2 separate regions of the Homo sapiens genome follow, and region 2 is linked to region 1. A link is a contact called in ENCODE Hi-C or POLR2A ChIA-PET data. All regions are on one chromosome and are shown on one strand. The core of a region is the stretch at or near the end of the contact, and the rest is flanking DNA. Distances in the headings are between cores, read along the strand shown. Region 1 holds the start of SCNN1B (sodium channel epithelial 1 subunit beta). Region 2 overlaps COG7 (component of oligomeric golgi complex 7).

Evidence for each region. A loop is a pair of places that touch in the nucleus more often than their neighbours do. ChIA-PET counts read pairs that join two places held with the same protein, here RNA polymerase II (POLR2A). Pooled maps may share reads with other maps.
Region 2: a map of posterior vena cava shows a loop between it and region 1 (2.8-fold over the local background). The contact joins the enhancer-like site here to the promoter of SCNN1B in region 1. A Hi-C loop is called at or near these places in 1 of 168 maps with a recorded cell type or tissue (posterior vena cava) and 1 of 50 pooled maps. POLR2A ChIA-PET finds 5 or more read pairs at or near these places in 2 of 52 experiments (GM12878 and MCF 10A).

What each region holds. Positions count from the first base shown.
Region 1 is chr16:23,299,125-23,304,456 of GRCh38, reverse strand. It overlaps SCNN1B (sodium channel epithelial 1 subunit beta), which reads right to left and starts at 2,155. Exons shown (of 13, transcript NM_000336.3): 1 at 2,020-2,155. RefSeq lists enhancers at 1,923-2,439, 2,440-2,957.
Region 2 is chr16:23,390,735-23,396,066 of GRCh38, reverse strand. It overlaps COG7 (component of oligomeric golgi complex 7), which reads left to right. Exons shown (of 17, transcript NM_153603.4): 15 at 2,720-2,834; 16 at 3,544-3,687. Among named protein-coding and RNA genes, the nearest start is that of COG7, 60 kb to the left of the region's middle. Within about 2 kb of position 2,831, at least 11 of the 41 ENCODE cell types and tissues checked have a DNase peak (open chromatin) inside an H3K27ac peak, as active enhancers do.

The sequences.
Region 1 (5,332 bases), core at 906-3,405:
GCCTTAGGGACCTGCAGAGACTGCAGCTAGAGAAAGTGTGGTGTTTGTCCTTGGTCATAGACAGAATAGAGGTGTGTGCACACACCTGTGTGTGTGTATGCATGCATGTACACTTGCTTGTGTGTATGTCTCATGTATGTGTGCCCGTGTGTGCTTGTGTGTGAACATGCATATGTACACACATGTGTGCATGTGTGTGTGTGCATGCATTCATGGGTCCGTATGTGAGCAGTGGAAAAGAGAGGACCTCATCCCCTAAATTCAGATCCTGTGAAGTTAGTTTAGGATAAAGAAAAATAAATTGAACTTAACCCAGAGATAACAATTTATAGAAGATGCTGAAATAAAAACCAACCTGAAAATTTTTGTCACCTAAATTCCCATCGGTAGGCATTATCCACGGCGGGAATCCATGCAGCAGTTTAAATAAATAAGCTGGGTTTATATGCAGCAGCATGGATAACTGGTGATGAGAGGGCTCAAGTTGCAGAATGACATAGGTGGGTTGTACCATTTCTACTTCTAGTTCTATTTTTCTGAAACAGAGTCTTGCTCTTTCACTCAGGCTAGAGTGCAATGGTGCCATCTCAGCTCACTGCAACCTCCACCTCCTGGGTTCAAGCGATCCACCTGCGTCAGCCTCCTGAGTAGCTGGGATTACAGGCACATACCACTATGCCCGGCTAATTTTTTTTTTTTTTTTTGTAGAAATGGGGTTTCACCATGTAGGCTGGGCTGGTCTCAAACTCCTGACCTCAAGTGATCCGCCCTCCTCAGCCTCCCAAGGGTTGCATCATTTCTATTAAATATCCACCTACAACATTACTACATTACTAAGTATTTTACATATTTTCTATGGCTCTGTATATATGACTGTGTAGGTGGGGGAAAGGGTCTAGAAGGAAACACTCCAAATTATGAAGGTGTTTACCTTTGGGGAGCTGGGAGGGCAGGGGTGGAAGATTACAGAGGAAGAAGAATGGATCCCTGTGTTCTGCATGGAATTACACAGCTCAATGGGTAGGCAGGTTGGGTCACTCACGGATGCTGGGATCTGAGACAGGGGTGCTCAGGTCTCTGGGAGCTTTCAGACCCATCCACCCGGCTTTGTGAGAGCTGGGCTGCCAGGGACCAAAGCCAGTCTTGGTTGTTCTGCCCCTACTCCCTGGTGGAGGTGAGTGGGAAGATGTGCCTTTTGTGGACTGGAGGTCTCTGCTGCTTCCTCCCTAAACTCTGTGCCTCATTTTCCCCCTCCACGCTAGAGTGAGAATGTCCCTGTACTATATCCCAGACCCTTTCCCTCCACAGCACACCTAAGTCATATGACATTGTCCAGACATCAACTTAGCACTTGAGAATCCTCAGCGCAGACAACTGCAGGGCGTTCGGATCTGGCCTCCTCCACCACATCACCCCAAATGAAACCCACGTTCCCCGGACGCCACTGACAGCCCACGAGGTAGGCTCCAGGGTCGGACTGCCTGGGTTCAAATCTGAGCTCAGCAACTTGTTCCTGGGACGTAGGGAAGCTTCCCCACCCTCTGACCCTCAGTTTGCACCTCTGCAAAATGGGGACAGCAAGAGAACCACCCCACAGGGATGCCCTGTGAGCGAAGTTAGGTCGTTTGAGCAAGGCGCTCTGCTGAGCTGTGCCCAGCACGTAGAAAGCGCTCTCGAGTTTCATTGTTGTCACCTCTTGAACAACTTCTTGCCCCGCCCACTCTATGCCAGGACTTTGCCGCCGTCTCTGAGGTCCCAGACACGCCGGGGACCCTGGCCCCGTCTGCCTTCTGCACCCTGGGGGCTTTTCCCAGCCTCCAGCTCTCCCCTCCGCCCCCAACCCGTTCAGTCCCCAGGCCGGGTCCCAGGCGCCTCAGACAGGCACCCAAGCGCCCTCCCGTGGGAAACTGAGGCCGGGACAGGAGCTCGCGGGCCGGGGTTGGGCAGGAGAAGGCGCGCGCGCAGGGACTCCGGGCAGCGCGCGGGAGACCGGGTGCGAGCCAGGGTTCGCCGTCATACCTGCTCGGGCGGCGGAGCGGGGACACGGAGGATGCGCGCTGTCGGCGGTGGCGGAGGCGGCGGTGCGCGCCAAGCTGGCGGCGGCGGCCGAGTGTTGGTGACACTGGGACACCCGGCGAGCGCGGCGAGACCGACTGGGAGGGAGCAGGTTCAGGGGCGGGGAAGCACGGGGAGCGCCCGCGGGTGGAGCTTACTGGGCGCTACCGGCCTGGCCACACGCACGGTCCCGGCTCCCCTGGCCACCTCCCTCGCCTCCCAATAAGCTCCAGCCCCCACACGCCAGGTTCAGGGACACTGGACGCCCCCCGCACGCACGCGCTCCGCATTCTCCCTCCCCACCTCGGGACACCAGCGATACCCACATGCGCCACGAATATGTCCACAGACCCCTCATCCGAGTGTACCCCACGTCCCCTCAGTACATATCACAAGCCACATATATGAACACTCCATCCCACCCCACGCGTGTACCTGTCCCGTTCACCTAGGCGAAGCATCGCGCTCACCAGTACAGGCGCGCCCCCATCACATCCACACCCCTGCAGACACAGTGTCCTCTGGGCAAGTTGGTGACTTTAGGGGGACATATGCAGCCACTTTTCCCAGGAACGTTCTTCCCTCCGCCTCTTCCACCTCCACCAAGGTGGAGACCTCCCAGATCTCAGTCATCCCCGATAGGTCCTATCTTTGCATTAGAAATTCAAACAGCCCACCCCGAGATTGGGAACTCTGGCCCCCTCTGGAGTGCCCACTACACCTGTGCTCTAGCCTCAGGGCACTGGCGGGCCTTGCGCATTTCCTCGAATCTTCCCTTCCTTTTCTTTTCTCTTCTCATCAAGTCAAGGTTTCAGGACTATCATTTCAGCCACTTTCTTGCCAATATCCTTAACACTTAGTTTCCTGTATATTTCTCCATAGATTGTCTTAATGCAGTCATTCTCAAAATTTTTGGTCTTAGGAATCTTTTGTATTTTTCTTTTCTTTTCTTTCTTTCTCTTTCCTTTCTTTCTCTCTCTCTCTCTCCACCTCCCTCCCTCCCTACCTCTCTCTTTCTTCTTTCTTTCTTTCTTTTTTTTTTGACAGAGTCTCACTCTGTTGCCCAGGCTGGAGTGCAGTGGTGTCATCTCAGCTCACTGTAACCTCCACTTCCCGGAATCAAGCAATTCTCCTGCCTCAGCCTCCCTAGTAGCTGGGATTACAGGCATGCACCACCATGCCCGGCTAATTTGTGTTTTTTGTAGAGATGGGTTTTCTTCATATTGGCCAGGCTGGTCTGGAACTCCTGGACTCAAGTGATCCACCCGCCTCGGGCTCCCAAAGTGTTGGGATTACAGGTGTGAGCCACCATGCCCAGCCAGGAATCTTCTGTACTTTTAAAAATTACAGAATACCTGAGACTTTTTGTTTATGTGGAATACACACACACACACACACACACACACACGTGTTTTTAACACATATATGTTATTTTGTTTATATAATGATACTTTCCATATGAGAAACTAAAACTGATACCTAAAAATATTTATTAATGCATTACACTATAATAAACCCACTACTTGTTGACATAAATAAAAGGCTTTTTTACAATTTTTTTCTTTTTTTGGTAAAGAGAGACAGGGTCTCAATTTGTTGCCCAGGCTAGAGCGCAGTGGTGTGACCCCTGCAGCCTCAAACTCTTGGGCTCAAGCCATCTTCCTGCCTTAGCTGGGACTACAAGGTGTGTGTGCCACTGCTTCCGGCTAATTAAAAAAAGTTTATTTTTCTGGAGACAAAGTCTTGCTGTGTTACCCAAGCTGGTCTCAAATACCTGGCCTCAAGCAATCTTCCCACTTCAGCCTCCCAAAGAGCTGAGATAACAGGTGTGAGCCATCATGCCTGGCTGAAAAATATTTTTCAAAAAAAAAAAATCAGTGGGAAGGGCACTGTTTAGCATTTTTGCAAATCTCTTTAATGCTTGGCTTAATAAGAGACAGCTGGATTCTCGTATTCAGTCGGCTGCAATCTGTTGTTTTAGTTGAAGTAAATGAAGTAAATTCAGCTTCATATAACTTGACCCACCATTGCTTTTTTTTTCAGTCTTTTTTATTTATTATTATTATACTTTAAGTTCTGGGATACATGTGCAGAACGTGCAGGTTTGTTACACAGGTATACACGTGCCATGGTGGTTTGCTGCACCCATCAACCCATCATCTACATTAGGTATTTCTCCTAATGCTCTCCGTCCCCTAGCCCTCCACCCCCTGACAGGCTCTGGTGTGTGATGCTCCCCTCCCTGTGTCCATGTGTTCTCATTGTTCAACTCCCACTTATGAGTGAGAACATGCAGTGTTTGGTTTTCTGTTCCTGTGTCAGTTTGCTGAGAGTGATGGTTTCCAGCTTCATCCATGTCCCTGCAAAGGACATGAACTCATCCTTTTTTATGGCTGCATAGTATTTCATGGTGTATATGTGCCACATTTTCTTTATCCAGTCTATCATTGATGGGCATTTGGGTTGGTTCCAAGTCTTTGCTATTGTGAATAGTGCCGCAATAAACATACATGTGCATGTGTCTTTATAGCAGCATGATTTATAATCCTTTGGGTATATACCCAGTAACGGGACTGCTGAGTCAAATGGTATTTCTTGTTCTAGATCCTTGAGGAATCGCGATACTGTCTTCCACAATGGTTGAACTAATTTACACTCCAACCAACAGTGTAAAAGCGTTCCTATTTCTCCACATCCTCTCCAGCATCTGTTGTTTCCTGACTTTTTAATGATTGCCATTCTAACTGGTGTGAGATGGTATCTCATTGTGGTTTTGATTTGCATTTCTGTAATGACCAGTGATGACCTACCATTGCTTTTGCACTGTCAGGGAAAATGTCCACAGGTGAAAAAGGCAAATAACATCTTAGGATTCTTATGAAAGTGATTTTGACCTCACAGTTTCTCCTGAAAGGATCTCTGGGACCTCCCAGGGGTCTGTGGACCTCACTTTGAAAATCAATGCTTCCCAGGTGTATTTGGTTGTGACCATATAAAATTGTTGATATTTGACTATTATTGACCTATGAAAATAGCAATTTCGGCTGGGCGGGGTGGCTAATGCCTGTAATCCTAGCACTTTGGGAGGCCAAGGTGGGCGGATTGCCTGAGCTCAGGAGTTCGAGACCAGCCTGGGCAACATGGTGAAGCCCCATCTCTACTAAAATACAAAAAATTAGCCAGGCATGGTGGTGCGCACCTGTAATCCCAGCTTCTCAAGAGGCTGAGGTGGGAGAATCACTTGAACCCGGGAGGCGGAGGTTGCAGTGAGCCAAGA
Region 2 (5,332 bases), core at 1,582-4,081, 91 kb before region 1:
GTGGGAGTGGGGCTGGGAGGAAGCAGCGACTTACCCAGTGGCTGCTCTGTTAGGACGCCAGCTGCTTTACGTGCATAGCACACGTATTAATTCTACCCTCACCACAACCTTTTGAAGTAATATGAGGTCATCCTCATTTCAGCGATGATGATCCGAGGTCCTGACAGATTAAGTTGCCCAGGTTCTCACAGTGATAGAGCCAAAACTCCAACCCAAGTCTGTCTGACCTCAAAACTTTTCATTTTTCCCAAGTCAGTGAGTTAACCCAACCAGGATATCAAGAAATATTGATTGCATATGTGAGAATAGTAGACAAATACCCACAGGTGGGATGCTAAGCAGCCCTTTCCATATTGATTTCCAAGGAGTGAATAGAGACAAGATCCCTGAGAGAAACCTGCACTGTGAGATCTAGGAACCCCAGCAATCCCTACAGTCTAAGGCCAATTGATTGAAGTTAGAGATGTCAGATTACTGAAATTTTTCACCTAAATGATACTTTGCCTTGTTGGTGAAAGCCCTCACCCACACAGAATCATGTGAGCATTGTAAAGAGATGAAATAGGAGAAAATGCTTTGAAATTTAAAAACAATATATATGCAAGGTAAAACTGAGTCTGTGGACTTAGCCAAAGCTTATGGCTACAGATGAAAGGTATACCAAATATAGGAGTATGTCTGGGGTCTTTGTACGTAGTAGGTGTTCAGGAAGGGCTTGTTGAGAGGAATTATTGTAGTACAGAGAAATTCCAACACCAGAAATCAGCATCCTTCTCTTCCCCCAGCCTTGGGGAAAAATGATGAATTTGTTAACACTTCAAGCTGAAATTTACAGTAGCTGTTGTTATTAGTGAGGTAAGTGGCCACTTGCTTACTTTGGGTGAAAGATTATACTAAGTACATGAAAGAAAAAAATGATTTATTTTACCATCTGTGTACCTCTTATAAAGGGACGCCAGTCCAGGCACAGTGGGTCACGCTTGTAATCCCAGCACTTTGGGAGGCCGAGGTGGGCGGATCACCTGAGGTCAGGAGTTCAAGACCAGCCTGGCCAACATGGTAAAACCCCGTCTCTACTAAAAATACAAAAAAAATTAGCCAGGTGTGGTGGTGGGCACTTGTAATCCCAGCTACTCGGGAGGCTGAGGCAGGAGAATTGCTTGAACCCAGGAGGCGGAGGTTGCAGTGAGCCGAGATTGCACCATTGCACTCCAGCCTGGGCAACAAGAGCAAAACTCTGTCTCAAAAAAAAAAAAGAAAAAAGAAAAAAGGAACACCAAACTAATAATGGATGTTTACACTTACACAGCCAAACCATATTGAATGTTTGGAAAGAAGGGCATGATCATCCTGTAGTTCTCTGGTCTGGGTAGATTTTCGAGTCTGTGTTAACTTCTGGACACTACACCCTGAAAGGAGCCCGCTGTTACGTAGACATGTGTGAGGCCAGATTGAGAAGCTCTTGCTTTGATAGTCTCCTGACTTTTAGTTTACAGAGTTAATTAACAGTGACAGGAATGTCATGGAATGAATATGTAGCAGGAAGAAAAAAAAAACAACAACAGGCAGAAAGACCTTTTAAAAACATATATTATCATTTTGAAACCTGAAAAGTCAACCCCCTTATTTTGAAACAAAACACATACTTAACCTTAAAACACAAAACAATGAATTACAATAGAAATAGGAAACAGTGGTCTAAAATACACTCTTGGCATCACGTGGATATCTGACAAACACATGACCAAGACTGTGCTAATTGTGGGCATGTCCTAAATGTCTTTTAGGACAATTGCAAATGACCTTTTGCAATTCCCCACCAGCCAAGGTTTTGTCTATCTTTAGTTTCAAGAGTTTATATTATGAAAACAATATAGTTTTTTCTCCAAAGTAATTTATAGTTATAAATGGCTTTTTTTCAAACAGAATTCCTTTCTTCTTCTGGTTAAATTATCTAGGAGGGAGAGAATCAGATCCAAATCCAGAAGACAGGTTTTTTTTTTTTTTTTCTGAGACAGAGTCTCTTTTTTTTTGAGACAGAGTCTGCCCAGGCTGCAGTGCAATGGCATGATCTTGGCTCACTGCAACCTCCGCCCCCGCCGAGTTCAAGTGATTTTCCTGCCTCAGCCTCCCGAGTAGCTGGGATTACAGGTGCCTGCCACCATCCCCGGCTAATTTTTGTACTTTTAGTAGGATAGGGCTTCACCATGTTGGCCAGGCTGGTCTTGAACTCCTGACCTCAGGAGATCCATCCGCCTCGGCCTCCCAAAGTGCTGGGATTACAGGTGTGAGCCACTGTGCCTGGCCTCAGAAGACAGGATTTGAATTCTTGCTTGGCCCCACACATTCTGACACTAGTATCTTACTGGTTTTTCACCTATGAACAGTAATAATACTTATATTTACACAATGCTTCAAATTTTACAAAGCATTTTGATATCCATTACTTCATTGGAGATAGAGATTGTGTTGAATGCATTTCAAAAATATTGAGGTCATTATAAGAAGGATGAATCTATAATCTATATGCAAGCTACCAGTGATTCTTTTTTAGGGTACTGCCATAACAAGCATCGCCACATACTAGAAAGATCAGACTTGGGATCACCCGAGGTCTAGCAATTTTGTCTCTCTGCCGTTTGCCTTCACACAAATGTACCCATAAAGTAATAACCCGTATGTGTCAATGTCAGGCTAACAGCGCTTTCTTTTGTTTCAGATCGGGCAGTACATCATGTCCCTCCCCCTGAATCTTGAGCCATTTGTGACTCAGGAGGACTCTGCCTTAGAGTTGGCATTGCACGCTGGAAAGCTGCCATTTCCTCCTGAGCAGGGTAAGCGGGGACCGTTTCTGGCGATGTTACAAGTCAAGCTGTCAGTTTCCAGGGTAGAAACTCCAGATGACACCTTATCCTTGGGCTCATTTGTCACCAAGTCCTGTTTTTTTTTAACCTTCTAACATGTACTTTTTGTACACATGCTGTATCTAAAACAATATCACAACTTGAAAAATCTATAACCACATCCCACTGCGGAACGCACTGGTATTTCCACTTTCGCTTGTGCCTTCTGGCTCTGCTCTGTAAGCAGATGGTATTTTGTATGTAACTTTGTATTCTGTATTATTGTTATTATTGAGACAGAGTCTTGCTGTGTCACCTAGGCTGGAGTGCAGTGGCGCGATCTTGACTCACCACAACCTCCGCCTCCTGGGTTCAAGCAATTCTCCTGCCTCAGCCTCCTGAGTAGCTGGGACTACAGGCGCGCACCACCACGCCTGGCTAATTTTTGTATTTTTAGCAGAGACGGGGGTTTCACCATGTTGGCCAGGCTGGTCTCGAACTTCTGACCTCAAATGATCCGCCTGCCTCATCCTCCTAAAGTGCTGGGATTACAGGCATGAGCCACTGCACCTGGCCCTAAGATGTAACTGTTTTCGGTTTCCTGTGTTTGCCATTGAGATCAGAAGCTTCCTGGTACTTTGGTGCATTCAGCAGCTACTGCAGGCCTGTGTTTTCCTTGGTGACCTCCTTTTCTTTTCAGGGGATGAATTGCCCGAGCTGGACAACATGGCTGACAACTGGCTGGGCTCGATCGCCAGAGCCACAATGCAGACCTACTGTGATGCGATCCTACAGATCCCTGAGCTGAGCCCACACTCTGCCAAGCAGCTGGCCACTGACATCGGTGGGTCCCCACAAGACAGGCGGTGGGAGGGACAGCTCTTGCCTGCTGCATCTGTCAGTTTCTCCTTTGCCCTCCAGGAATCTCATCCCAAGTCTTCCCTTAGCTTCAGCTGTGGATTTGGCTCTGAAGCTGGTTGAAAATTCAGGTTCTCCAGGCCCTGCCCCAGAGATTCTGACTTAGCAAGACCGGGCTGAAGCTCAGACATCTATGTTTTCGAAGAGGACTTGAGAACCGTTGAGGGGAGCTTCAGTGAGATAAGATTCAGCGAGTCCTGCAGCCTGGCCCCACCTGGCCCGCTCCATTTGTGCCATAATTCCCAACCAGTGTTTAATGAGCTCTTACTGCATACCAGGCATGCCTGGCGCTGGACCAAGCACTCGCACCCATCGTCTTATGTAATTCCAAACTCCCCTGTGAGGTGGGTGCTCTCTTCTCCATCATACCGATAGGGAACGGAGGCCCAGGGCAGTTCCATAACAAGGCCATGTGGCCAGGGTCACTTTGTGGTCTCCATCCAGATAGCATCCTGCCTGCCAAGTCAGTGGGCGTGTCCCCTTTGCTCCTGCCTGCCCTCTTCACTGGAGGGCCTCACTGCCCAGGTGTACTCTGAGCATGGGGCTACTGCTGGCAGGTGGCAGGGAGTCTCCCCAGTCTCTTGATGCCATTCCAATACCTTGTCTGCTCTTTAGCCTAACGCACCTCTCGGGGTGGTCAGGAGAGCGGGTGGTAGAAGCCTGAAAGATCAGCTCCCTGGGGACACAGCCAGAGCTTCGTCCTCAGTGACCACAGGGCTGAGCCAGGCTCAACCGGCTTCTGGCTCTTGTTTTGCAGAAGAAGAACTAGAAGCAAGGTGCTTTCCTCCGGGTCCCAGAGCTGTTAGTGATGGAGCCAGGCCTGGGATCCAGCTTTCCTGAGTTCCTGACCCCTGCTCATTTCATAGTCAGCTCTCAGCACTTACCAGAGGAACAGGCAGCCTTTTGGCTACTGCCCTTCAGAGAAAGAGAGATGAGAGAATTCAAATGCGTGTTGGTGTTCCCTGTTAGTACAAGCAGCAGCAGGGGGAAGAACTGGAACTAGTGAGTGGAGTGAAATCTAGGGATTGCCCCTCAGTTTCAGTTGTCCTTGTTATTCCTCCCTGTTAAGCTCCCCCTGCAGATTCATTTCTTCACTCATTCAGCATTGCTCGAGCATCTGTGTGCCAGCTGTAGTTCTAGGAGATAGAGACAACAAAGCTTTAGGCAGCTCCCATGCTTAGTGAGCTTACACTGTAAGGATGTACGGTTAGGGGCAGGGAAGGTAAGGCTAGTATATGAAACTGACAGGGTATAAGGCGACAGAGTGGTGAGGTCTGTGGCAAAGCATGCACACCTGAAAGACATTCAAATTAAGCATGAGCACAAACAGAACAAAAAACACTGCTCGCCAAACAAAAATGTCCTAGTAGACTGTGGGCCCGCTCTTTGCAGCTCTTGGCTGACAGTCAAGTGGAGCTCACGGTTTTATGGATAAACTTGTAAAGGAGTAAGTACGTGCCTGGCGGCACCTTTGCTGGGAAGCAGCTCTTCCTGAGTCAGCCGTGACAGAGCAGGCATCTCCTCCTGGCCCTGCCCTGAGTGGGGCCTAAAAAGAAAACACAGGGGGCTGG